3 separate regions of the Homo sapiens genome follow, and all the other regions are linked to region 3. Evidence: chromatin contacts called from ENCODE Hi-C or POLR2A ChIA-PET data. All regions are on one chromosome and are shown on one strand. Each heading gives the region's core, a stretch centred on a gene start or an enhancer-like site at or near the end of the contact. The rest is flanking DNA. Distances are from core to core; before and after follow the strand shown. Region 1 holds the start of CLN6 (CLN6 transmembrane ER protein). Region 2 holds the start of PIAS1 (protein inhibitor of activated STAT 1). Region 3 holds the start of AAGAB (alpha and gamma adaptin binding protein).

Region 1 (3,805 bases), core at 576-3,075, 980 kb before region 3:
TGCAGAGGATAAGAAATTGGGGTCAGAGCGGGAAGCCTCAATCCTTCTTCTCTGGTGTATACCGAGATCGATGTGTAGATCAGATTCACCAGAATTAAATCTGGGGCCCCGTCTGAGTGCTGTCCTTGGCTGACCCTTGGGCACAGTACTTCAGCTCAGGGCCTAGGTTTTTCTCTGCTACAAAACAGAGACAATCACCTGTTCTCCTTACGACCTGGTGTGTGTGGATCAAATGAAACAAGGAAAGCTTTAAAGCAAATGTGTTCTTCAGGGGACCAGGGGCGGAGGGGGGGGATTGAGGTGTGGCCTGTGGGCTGCTAGAGCCCAGGATGGGGCTGATGGAAAATGACTCCCAGGCAGGCAGTCCTAGCCTCCCACAGCCAAGAAAGGACATGCAGGTTCTGACCAAAGGGGAAAGAAATAAATCCAATAAACATCTCCCAAGAAGAAAGACAGGAAAGAAAATAGAATGGAAATAGGCATAGCTCAGACCCCTCATGGTCTGGGAAGCAGACCAAGGATACTGGGCAGGGGAATGGCACATTGCATTTGCATCTGAGGCACATCCCTTCCAAGAGGCACATCCCTTCTGCAGCGGCTTGAGGGCTGGGTGAGAGGAGACAGGACTGGAGACCTGCACATGTCGTGTGCGCCTGGTGTAGCACGGGGGTGGTGGGGAGAATGGGAGTTGGTTGCAGTTGTTCTAGTTAGCGGCCTGGGCTGCTGACAGTGACCGTGGGGAGGAGAGAGTTTGTGACATTGACAGTGGTGTGGAAGGTAACCTTTCTGTGGAGGGAAACCTCAGGTCTCGAGACGGGCTATTGTAAATAACTTAGTCCACCAGTGCTGGGCTCTCTGCTAAGAGTTTCATATAGTCATCACAACTCCAATGTAGTAGATGCAATAGGCATCTTCTTGTTACAGATGAGTAAACTGAAGCTGTGAGGGGTTGAGCCATTTGCCCGCATCACAGCTAGTTCAAAGTGGTACCACTAATGAAGTCCTGGCAATCTGCCCTGCAGGCTGTTCTCAGGTTTGACCTTTGGTTCTGTTTTTCACTTGAGGATGCTGTCCCCTTAGGTTCTGTCTGTCTTGTATGCTCCGGTGACTCACGAGCCTGTCCACTGGGTTCCCAGGTCTCGCCTCAGCTTCAGACCACCGGTCCAACAGCCTTCCTGACCCACCTCAAGCTTAATGCGTTCAAAGATGAATCTTTATTTACACGAAATCTGCTCTAGCCCACTTCCCGGGGGGTGCCTCCACTATCCACCCAGGGGCAGAATCCGGCCACTGCCTGAACTCTTCTCCCCTCACCCCCCACATCCAGAGTCCCAGTCACCATACCTCTCACACGACTCTAGATGTCACCAACTCGCTCCTTCCCACTGTCACCGCCAGCCCCTCACTAGAACATCTGCAACCCACGTGCTGCACCACGCGGGTGCTACACGTGCAGGTCTCCAGTCCTGCCTCCTCTCCTCCACCCGTAAGAACAAGGGAAATCCCACAGAACCCTCTGCCCCGGGGAGCATTTAAATCAGCTTAGTCTATCTCCAGGTCGCTACCCCGCCCCAGCCCAACACCCAGGCCTCAGTCACCCTAGACAGAGATTCCCGTACCCAGGCAGGCAAGGGACCCTAACACATCCCAGCCCGCTGGTGGTCACGCGCGCAGCCCGGACAGGCCAGCAGCCCCCGCCCCGCGAGGACGCCACACTCGCAGCGCCCGGCCCTCCCCTAGCGGAGCCCGCCCCGTCTCCCTCCGCCCCGCCTCCCTCCGCTCCGCTCCGCTCCGCTCCGCCCCGCCCCGGGTCCGCAGCCCCGCCTGTTCCTCCCGAGGGCCGCGCGCTCTCGCCGGCCCGCCCCGAACCGCCCCGCGCTGGGAATTTGCGGCGGCCTCCGCCGGGGCAGCCGAGCTGAACCGGTCTCTTCCTCGGAAAGGCAGGGCCGAGGGGCCTGCGGGGCAGCCATGGAGGCGACGCGGAGGCGGCAGCACCTGGGAGCGACGGGCGGCCCAGGCGCGCAGCTGGGCGCCTCCTTCCTGCAGGCCAGGTGGGCGCGCGCCGGGGTGAGAGGGCGGGCTAGGCGCCTGTGCGCTGGGGCCTCGGGACCCGCCACGTGACGCTCCTAGGGCTGCCGGGCGGGAACCTCGTGTGCGGCGCTGGCCGGGGCGGAGCGGAGCGCGGGGGGCTTGGAGGCGCGCTACCGTGGCGGCGGTGCCCCCGCGTTTCCTTCTCTGTCTGGGGAGCCTGGGGCCCAGCGGGGCTCGGCCTCCCCGCTTCGCCGTTGCTCGGGTGGGAGGAGCGCCCGCCCGAAGTTTGGGGTTTTCCTCCCTTCCCGCGTTCCAGCGACCCGGGCTGGCGCCGGGACAGCCGCTGCGCTGGGAGAGCTCCCCAGGGCGGTGGGTACACACACCTCGTCACTCGGACCCCCAACTTATCCGCAAGTTCCGGGCGCCACCTCCGCGTTCTCGGGGTCCCTCCAGCCCTGAGTAGGACTTGATTCTGTCATTTATCAGGAGGCTGTCTGCTTGACCTGGGGCACCCAAGAATGTGCGAATGTAATGGAAGAGACAGCGGGGAAGGGCGGAAGCTGCCGTCCAGAGAATGAATGAGGAGCCCTTCTCAGTTTTTGGTTTATCTCGTTGGGCGAGCAGAGCTCCATTCTACCTTCGTCCCGTTTTACTGACCAGAAACATTCACTGCATTCAGCAGGCATTCTTTAAGCGCCTGTGGTATGCCCAGCGCTGTGCCAGGCAGTAAGGGGGTAGGCAGGGTGAAGGTGGGAGAGGCTTACGGTCCTGTAGGGATCAGGAGAGACAGAGCCCAAGTGGGAGTGAGCGGTCATCTTGGAGGGCTTCATGGAGGAAGTGGCACTTGAGCTGAGTCTCAGAGGACTTGGTAGGGGACCCAGGGAAGACAGGCTGTTCCATCCAGGGAAACAGTGGGGAAGGGCAAGGAGTTTAGTGGTGCTGGAGCTTTCCGGCTGTAAAAGAAAGTGACAGGAGGATGCAGACTGATTGTGAAGGGCCTTTAATTGCAGCAAGTCTAGGACTCGAGTTGAGGACCTAGATTGCAAAACTTAGGGGTAGGCGCACTGCCGTGACCGTGAGTGCCGCCTCAAATGTTGGGCCTTGGAGGCCTTGCTTGTCTCACCCTAGTTCCTGTCCTAGGTGACAGGTTAAGGACACAGTCTTTATCCCATAGGCACTGGGGAGTCGTGAGAAGTTTCTGAGCACTAGCATGCGCAAAGTCCTTGTTAGGAAGTTTTTGGTACGACCTGGATGAAGGGAGAAGTCTGAGCGCTTGGGCTGAGGTGAGGGATGGCTCGTTTCTGCTGCTGCGGACATGCGGGCTGAGCAGCTGCGGACTGTGTCCGTTTTCACTTAGAAACAATGTACTGGCCATAGACCGCATACTGTAGCTCACCTGTCTCCCTCGGCCTGTGAGTTAAGTATTATTTTACTGATGAGGAAATAGGCTTAGATGGGCTGAGGAGCCTGACTGGCTGAGTCCCCGGGCTGTCTGCCCCACGCCGTGTCCAGTGGTTTCATCTCTGCTGTGACCCAACCCATTTACCAGCTCCCCTCTTCCAGGCAGCCTCTTCTGCCTGCGGGATGTCTCTGTTCCGAATCCTTGCCAAGTTGGGGGTCACTGACTGCCCTGAACTGTGACAGCCCAATGGGAACAGCCTGTGGGTCTCAGATAGGGTCACCACTTTATCTCCTGTGTGGGGCTCCCATGTCTAGCATCTTACTCAGTCTTGACAATGAGCTGCCAGATGTCACTTCCAATGTACAGATGGGG
Region 2 (4,267 bases), core at 1-2,500, 800 kb before region 3:
ACTAAACCAAAATTATTCAAGCGGAGCCCCATTTGTCACAATCCAGTCATAAGGGTTCCACCACCCCCTCCCCCAACTGCTTGTGTAGTGGTATATCTGCTACGGTAAAGAAGCCATCATCAGGTAAAGATTGGGGTGGGAGAAAAGCGGGGAAAAGGGGGCACCCTTTCATCTAATTTCGTGAGGCGTGAGTAATTGGTACTGTTAAGAGGAACGTTCTATTTATCGGGGGTTGGAGTAGCATGAGGGGAGAATTTCGTTCAAATCAACATGGCCAGCAAGATGTCCCTACAAACAAAAGGCAATGGGGGGATATAAACACGAACCATTCACCTCCATCAGCTACAGCATCGCCATCATGGTGTGTGCAGAGACCCCCAAAGGCTCCTCTCACCCTCCACACCAGCTAAGGCAAAAGAAGGGAGAGAGGTAGCTGCATCCCCCCCTCCCAACACTGCTTCCAAAGACACACTCTTCGAGGGGGTTTCTCCCCTCGGCTGCCCGGAATCAGAGAGAAAGAGTAACGTCCCGCTCACTACCTCTCAGCCGAACCCCAACGCCGGCCCGGGGCTCGCTAAACTTTACCAGAGCTTCTCCCCCAGATCCCCACCCTATCGCCCCGGGATCGCGCTTCCCACAAGCGGGGCACCCCAGGCGCTTCCTGACAAGCGAGCAGCCGGGGAAAGCCGAGTCCGGGGCGGGGGCTACTGGGATCCACGGAGGGGCGGGGCGGCCGAAGCCAAGTTCCCGGGGGTCTGAGAAGAGCGCCTGACAGGAGCCCGGGACTGCAAAGGAGGAAGAGGAAGCGGCCACGGGGAGCTTTCCCAATCCCCCCTACGAGAGCACCCTGCCCCCAGCCCCAGCTCCCCATGGGGGGCAGGGAGGCTAACTGGAAGGTGAAAAAGCCGAGCCCATGAGACAGCTGCAGCCCCTACCTCCGGACTCCCTATCTCTTCCCCCGCCACCCCCGCCAGAGGCGCCCACAACAATAACACGCCGGGGACGACCCGTCAGCGCCCCCGAGGCACCCGGGGCCCGCGGCCCGCCGCAGGCGGGCCCCCTCTGCTGAGACCGGGCGCGCCTCTCTCCCTACAACTCCAGGCCCGGGTGGAGTCAGGCCCGAGAGGCCCCCCAGGGTCGGACCCATCCCCCCTGGCAGCAGCGGCGCCGTCTCCGCGGCCGAATATTAGAAGTGAATTCGAGCTGCGCTTTACCTTTAGTTCCGCACTGTCCGCCATCTTGCGTCTGTCAGCGCAAGCGCAGTGAACTTCGCCGGGGGCCGCCGCTAGACCCGCCCCTCTAGCCGGCCTGGCCCCGCCCCGGCCCGCCCCTCCACCTTCCCAGCCCGCCTCTAGCCTCCGCCCCGCTCAGGGCGCTCGAAGCCCCGCCCCGGGCACGTACAGCTGCGAGACAGGCACGTTCCATTTAAATAATGGCGCCAAGCGGCGAGGTTTGACAGTTACTGCCCCCTCGGTCTCCCTGCCCCCCATCCTAGCTCGGCCAGCTCCTCCCGGGAAGGGCCGGAGCGAGAGGGATGCTGGCCTGAGCCCCATCTCTCTGCGGTCCGCGGAACGCTTCTGCATAGCTTCGACGCCTACGGTCACAGAAACAATGCTGTCCCCCAACCCCCAATAAGCAAGGCTTTTTCAGCACCTGCTACCTGCGAGGCTACCAGTGGGCTAAAAATAGAAATCCATTACATTTAAGGGGCCCTTAATGAAGCATTTCTATCATTATTGGCTCAGATCCTCTTGATAACGAGGGGAGGTAGGCAAGGAAGAGATAATTCCCATGGTATAGATTCAGAAATGAAAGCTCAGAGAGGAAAAGTGACTTGCACAAACAAGTATTTTAACGAGGTGGCGTAAGACAAAATTTTGAAGGTGTTCATTAACATTTTTGTTTAAAAAAGTATTTATTTAGTGACCATCTGCTTGCCTTGTGCTAACGGCTAAATATACATTTTGAAATCAAAGTCCGTGCCCTTCTGTAGTTCTCTAATGGGGAATCAGAGAAGTGAACGAACAAAGATACAATTGCAAATGTTAGTGAGTACCAGAAAGGAGCAAAAGGTCATTGAGAGAGAGAAAGGGTTTGGGAGATGTACTTAATTCTGGGAGGGTTTTATCCACTAAATTGACATTTAAGTAGACTTGATGGAAGGATTATTTCATTCCTTTTCGTCTCTACTGAAAGCCTTCTATATACCTCCTCCCCAACCCCCACTTTTACTAATCAACTTTGCCTCATAACTCATGGAAAAAATGAAAGATATCAGAAATAAACTCCCTTATCTTCTCACCATCAAAACCACCCTTATCTGCATAGTAACATTTGGGTTGCTATGAATGAAGTGTCCCTGCGCCTAGGAAGGCCAGTCCCTTTACCAGTGACCGGATTTTTTTCACGCACATTCCTAAGGATTTTACTCTTACAATTACCTACCCTCCAGCATCGTTAGTTTTTTCCCTCTCAATTGAATTGCTCCTATCAGCATATAAATATATTGAAATTTCTCCCATCTAAAATAAACTTCCTTTGACTCCAAAATCGCCTCTAGGAACTGCCCTATTTTTCTGCTATCTTCATAAATTCTTAGAAAGGTTTTTCAAGATCTCTCCAATAGTGCTTGTTCCTACCTCTCACTTCACATTCACTTCTCAGTCTACCCTGATCGAGCTTTGGCTTCCATCATCTGTATCACTTATCAAGATTACTAATGATCTTGTTTCCAAAGGCAATTGCCAATTCTCTATCCATATCTCAATTGACCTCTCTGTAGAATCGCGAATAATTGACATGGTTCCTTTGATTTGAAACACTTTTCCCCCTGAACTTACCTACACGTCACAGATAGTCCTGTTCCCTCACTGGGCCTCCTTTTTGATATGCTGGTTTCTCCTCTTTGGCTCAATCTTTAAATGTTGGACTGCTCCAGGGCTCGGTCCTTGCATTCTTCTCTATTTTATCACCAGGTGATCTCATCTAACTGGTTGACTTGAAGTCTATATGCTCATGACTTTGAAAATGCTCTCTAGCCTAAACCTCTCCATTGTCAAGAAACAAAAGTAAAACAAATTGAGATTCAAGATCTCATTGGCATTATTGCACTCCTAGAATTGGACAAAACTTCATTCCACAAAATAGAATAAATGTTGCAATGAATCAAGCAGAGGATGTTAACTTTAGAGACAGAAAATAGACTGAAGAAGGCAGAAACAACAAAAAGCAGATTGGTTATATCAAAGTCACTTTTCTTTAAGGTGGAGACGTGGAGACAGAACAGTAGAAAGAAAACTGATTGGTTAACATTGGGTTACTTCAGGTATTCTATTTTAAGGATTAAAACAGGAAATTTCATTATCATGCCTGTTAAAGATTGAAACTTCTGTTTGGAAAATTGGCTATCTCTCTTACCATTTTTTGGAAAACCAGATAACTCAGTTTTGTTTTGGTGAACATGGGTGACACCATTTTGATTTTTAGTCTGATCTGGAGGCCTGATGCAGGAATTTGGTTGAAAACAATGGCATCCCATGATTTTTATTTAACAACCTAGGTGAAATTGTGACTAAGACTGAGGGCATTAGCACTACCCTCATTTAACATCATTCTGTGTTTCCAGTCTCAACACATCATTTATAGATTACAGTGTCCTCATGATTTTGTATTTCTGTCATTGCAGCTGAAGAGAGACCATATGACATTCAACAATTGGCTGTATGCAAATATGTAAAACTTTTTGAGAGAACATAATTGAGAATTGTGACTATCAGGAGGACAATGCCAAGAGTTCGGAGTATGCTTCTTAGCTAGGGTTGCCATAAACCAAACCAACTAAAATCAAATAGATCAAAGAATGAGCCAGATGAGAAATCTACCTGTTTTCACCAAGTAGCCTGCTAACTTTTTGAAACTGAGTCTCTACAATACCAGATTATTTATGTACAACAAGAAGTGACAGCAACAGCACAGATTTCCCCGTTTGGTTAGTACGCAGCAATTCTATCATCTAGCATCTCAGAAATGGGTTAAATTAAAGCAAAGAGTGCTAACTCTACAAAAGAGGCCACTAGTAAAATTTGAACAAACAGTTGCATTAGGGATGTTGCTAAAGTTACCCACTAGGTGGAATAAAAGCTCTCTTGGGTCCTGTAAATGTTTGGGTTTGACCCTTTATCAACTTACCCACAAAAACTACTAATTGTGAAATTTTAACTACAGCATTATCCTGCCAAGTGGAAGAGGTGGGCATAAGCAAGAAAAA
Region 3 (4,007 bases), core at 336-2,835:
CCACAGGGATAAGATGACCAAAAGCTCTATGTTTGTACCCCTCCTGGACTCTGTCCTATTCATCTCTTTCCTTGGCTGATTAATTTGTATGCCTTCACTATAATAAAATTGGAGATGTGAGCACAGCACTTCCCTGAGCTCTGCGAATAGTTCTAGTGAATCATTGAATGTGAGGGTGGTGATGGGGCCCCTAAGTTTGTACCCAGCTGGTCTGAAGTGAGGTGGTTCTGGGGACCCCTGAACTTGCAGGTAGTGAGTGTTGAAGTTAGGGCAGTTTTTTGTGGACCGTTCCCTCAGACTTCGCAGTTTGGCTAAACTCATTGCTGCGTGATGGTGAAAGTGAGGGTGAGAAAAGATCAGGTAAGATTAGGTATGATTCTTAATGGGGAAGTCTATGAAATTGGTGAGTTCAGGGGCTTGTATTTGGGAAAAGGTACATTTAGGGAAGTCTCTCCTAGATGGGAGGTAAGAGATCAAAATTCTGCCAGAAAAATTAGATCCCTTTGACGAGTAAGACCCACTTCAGACCAACTGAGTGACAGTCCTGACAGAGTGACCTTAGACAAATGACTTCAAGACTTAGTCAAATGCAGCTATTATATATGTGATAGTTAAAACCGATGATATATGTGGAAATATCTTAAAGTTACCTCACATAAATGTGAAAACAAAATGCCATGATCATTTCAGAAACATCTGAGTGCAACTATTACAAATTGAGCTGTATTGGACAAGACTTTCTTGACATTTCCCCTCTCAAATTAAAAAGGTCTTTCACTAAGTTTTTAAATGTCACATTTTTTCATTCCAAGTTATCTTGATTTTTCTGTGTGTTCTCCAATGAGGAACATTTAGATCTAAAAAACTGGGGTGTTTAAGAAAAGCAATTCACATATTTCAATTTGTCTCCAAATTTCTTATCACCTCCTAGAGTGTCCGATTTGTCTCTCCTCCACTCCCGACGTCATGGGTTCAAATTTTTCAGAATATAACATTTAAAAATGATGCCTCAGCGTGAGGTTAATTTTTCTGAAGTAAAGGTTCCGGGTGAACGGTTTTAGAGTTTTCCCAGAGGCAGAAAGTCCTGCTTCTGGGGCGTAACCTACAGGGTAAGTCACCGGGAGTGTGCTGGGCCGTGGGGGAAGGTCTGGGTGGGCATTTTTGGGAGCCTCTCGCGAGTTGGAGGGAGTCTAGGGGCGGCGCACCAAATGGGTGAGCGTCGGTGAATCGGCGCGCGGGACCTCGCTCGGAAGTGGCGCGGCTGGGCAGGGCAGGGCCGGGGGAAGCCCGTTTCCCACCTGGATTAAGATGGATCCGACAGGGTCGTGGTTTTCAGTGTTCTGTGCCATGGCTAGGTCAGGGAACGGCTACCTCCGCGGAGGCGCGGTTTCCAAGCACGGAAACCTTCAGCCGGAGCCGCTCGTCCCCATGGCAACACCGCGCGCGACCTGGCCTGTTCCACGCTGGGAGCGGAAGGGGGTCTAGGGGCGGGGTCAGGCCAGCCTGGTCATTCCGAGAACGCCCTCTCCGGCCTGTCTCCCCCTCGCGCCGGCGGCCGTGGTGCAGCCCAAGGCGGAAGCGGCTGCCTGACGGAACCGGCTCGCGAGCGCAGCTATGGCTGCTGGCGTACCCTGTGCGTTAGTCACCAGCTGCTCCTCCGTCTTCTCAGGAGACCAGCTGGTCCAACGTGAGTAGATAGGCGCCTGGGCCGACCTCCAAGGCCCCTGAGCCTCAGCGGGCGACGGACCCAGCACCACGGCCTCTCTGGGCCTTGTCCCCGCAGCGGGCCCTGCGTTCTTCCTCCAGTCAGTGGAGGCGCCCAGTCTCCCCAGGTGGCTGCCCCTATCTCTTAATCTCGTGCTTTTCTGCCCACTCGGCCTTCTTCGGCGTTCCTTTCGGCTTCCTGTGTAAAGTGAGACTGATTTCCCGCTCTGCTCAGCCCAGGCCACAGGTTTTTGCGAGGATCCGTTGAGATGAACCTGAAGGCTCTCCGGAAATTGCGCTAGGTTACAGGAGTGTAAGGTGCTGGAATTGTTGATATCGTGATGTTGTTATCCTTGCTGCTCCGGGAGAGAGTGTTTACTCTGAATTCTGAAGTTTATTCTGCGTATTTACTCTGAAGTTTATTCTGCTTCTTAATGTGTACATTATAAGACTTGTTAGCTTTGTCCGCTCCACTCTAGTTATTCACGCCTTTCATCTGAGGCATGGGCTCTCCGCCAACATGAGTTTTTGGGTATGATTGGGCTAGTGCTTTTGCTTGTAGACCCTCATAATGGCTGTCAGACTTACTAACTCTTAAAAGAGAGAACATGGGACTGGATAATAAGCCAACTCTACTAAAGGGCTCTGTGAAGTTGAATTATAGGTAACTCAAGACTTCTGTTTTAAGTGTATGGCTTAGAATCAGAGCAGTGACTTAGCTGTATGATCTCGAGCAAGTCACCTAACCTACCTACATTCCTTCCTTCTTTTCTTTTTTTTTTTTTAAAGAGACGGGAACTTGCTCTGTCGCCCGGGCTGGAGTGCAGTGATGCGATCATAGCTCACTTCAGCCTCGAACTCCTGGGCTCAAGCGATCCTCCTGCCTCAGTCTCCCGAGCAACTGGGACTGCAGGCTCACACCACGAACCCTGGCTAATTTTTTTATTTTTTGTAGAGCCAGAGTCTTGCTATGTTGCTCAGGCTGGTCTCCAACTCGTGGTTTCAAGTGATCCTCCTGTCTTGGCCGCCCTAAGTGCTGAGATTACAGGCGTGAGCCACTGTGCCTGGCTACCCTTCACTTTCTCTTTTCTCTCCTTTTTTTTATTTTTGTTTTGAGATAGGGTCTCACTCTGCTGCCCAGGCTGTAGTGCAGTGGCGTTATCTCGGCTCACTGCAACCTCTGCCTCCTGGGCTCAAGCCATCCCCCTACCTCAGCCTCCCAAGTATCTGGGACTACAGGTGTGTGCCACCACGCCCGGCTAATTGCCCCCCCCCCCCCCCGTCATACGGGGTTTGGCCATGTTGCCCAGGCTGGTCTGGAACTCCCGGGCTCAAGTGATCTGCCTGCCTTTGCCACCCAAAGTGCTGGGATTACAGGTGTGAGTCACCACCGCGCCCGGCCCCTTCACCTTCTATCTATAAAATAGGGATAATTTTCGCAAGATTGTGCTTATCCCCGAGTCTGGCACATAGTAAACATTTGATAAATCATAGACATTATTATTAAGGCACATTACTATCTCTGTAACCCTCAATTTCCTGATCCTTAAAATGGGGCATATGAGCCTATTTCAGGAGTATTTGAAGGACAGATGATGTGACATTTTGAACACACTTTGTAAACTGTAAAGCATTGTATAATTATAATTTCTTTGCTACACCTGTCAAATGACAGAATTAGGTAAGATGTCCCTTCAGTGCAGATATTATATGACTTAGTTATCATTTGTGATCACTTAGAAAGTTCCTTGCTAGGGTAAAAGCTTAATTATAGCATTTAACTAAGTGGTTACTAACTGGTCTAATTAGGCCATTTTCTTACCTTTAAGCAGTGCTCCTTCCTATTTTCTCCCTTCCCTCCTTTCTTCCTTCTTTTCTTCCTTCCTTCCTCTTTTTTCTTTAATTGTTTCATTGTAAAACTAGTGCATACTAAGTAAAATTTAGCATACAGAGAAAAGAAAATAGCCATAGTCTCATTACCCAACTACAAATACTGCTAACATTTCTTTCCAGTCTTTTTTTCCATTGCAGTTTCTTAAAAAGAAATAATTGTAATTACATTTAATACACAATTTTTTCTGTTTTTAAAAATTTTTTAAATACACAGTTCTTATCCTCAGATTTATCAAAAATTAGTTTCTCACATATATCCATCTAGTGAATAAACCAGAATTTGCTCAAGATTCTTAAAGATGTAACTAACTTTCCAAAAGACTTACATGCATTAGGAATCCTATTAGCGATACATGGAAGTCTTTTCAAGACAATCTCAGGAATATTAATTATTCTAAATGCTATGGTGC

Evidence for each region. Hi-C counts contacts between places; a loop is a spot of excess contacts on that map. ChIA-PET counts read pairs that join two places held with the same protein, here RNA polymerase II (POLR2A). Pooled maps may share reads with other maps.
Region 1: a loop to region 3 is called in a map of CD4-positive, alpha-beta T cell, with 7 times the contacts of the local background. The contact joins the promoter of CLN6 here to the promoter of AAGAB in region 3. A Hi-C loop is called at or near these places in 1 of 168 maps with a recorded cell type or tissue (CD4-positive, alpha-beta T cell), 2 of 37 single-sample maps with no recorded cell type and 5 of 50 pooled maps. POLR2A ChIA-PET finds 5 or more read pairs at or near these places in 1 of 52 experiments (activated CD4-positive, alpha-beta T cell).
Region 2: a map of CD4-positive, alpha-beta T cell shows a loop between it and region 3 (4-fold over the local background). The contact joins the promoter of PIAS1 here to the promoter of AAGAB in region 3. A Hi-C loop is called at or near these places in 3 of 168 maps with a recorded cell type or tissue (CD4-positive, alpha-beta T cell, CD4-positive, alpha-beta memory T cell and naive thymus-derived CD4-positive, alpha-beta T cell), 2 of 37 single-sample maps with no recorded cell type and 12 of 50 pooled maps.

The regions. Positions count from the first base shown.
Region 1 is chr15:68,227,748-68,231,552 of GRCh38, reverse strand. CLN6 (CLN6 transmembrane ER protein) reads left to right here and starts at 1,825. Exons shown (of 7, transcript NM_017882.3): 1 at 1,825-2,051. The coding sequence starts at 1,969. RefSeq lists enhancers at 1,081-1,130, 2,361-2,440, 2,471-2,540 and silencers at 1,782-1,961, 1,731-2,320.
Region 2 is chr15:68,051,298-68,055,564 of GRCh38, reverse strand. PIAS1 (protein inhibitor of activated STAT 1) reads right to left here and starts at 1,250. Exons shown (of 14, transcript NM_016166.3): 1 at 1,215-1,250. The coding sequence starts at 1,238. RefSeq lists a silencer at 952-1,451.
Region 3 is chr15:67,252,239-67,256,245 of GRCh38, reverse strand. It overlaps AAGAB (alpha and gamma adaptin binding protein), which reads left to right and starts at 1,585. Exons shown (of 10, transcript NM_024666.5): 1 at 1,585-1,687. The coding sequence starts at 1,615. IQCH (IQ motif containing H) reads right to left here and starts at 1,460. Exons shown (of 21, transcript NM_001031715.3): 1 at 1,299-1,460. The coding sequence starts at 1,349. RefSeq lists an enhancer at 1,525-1,844.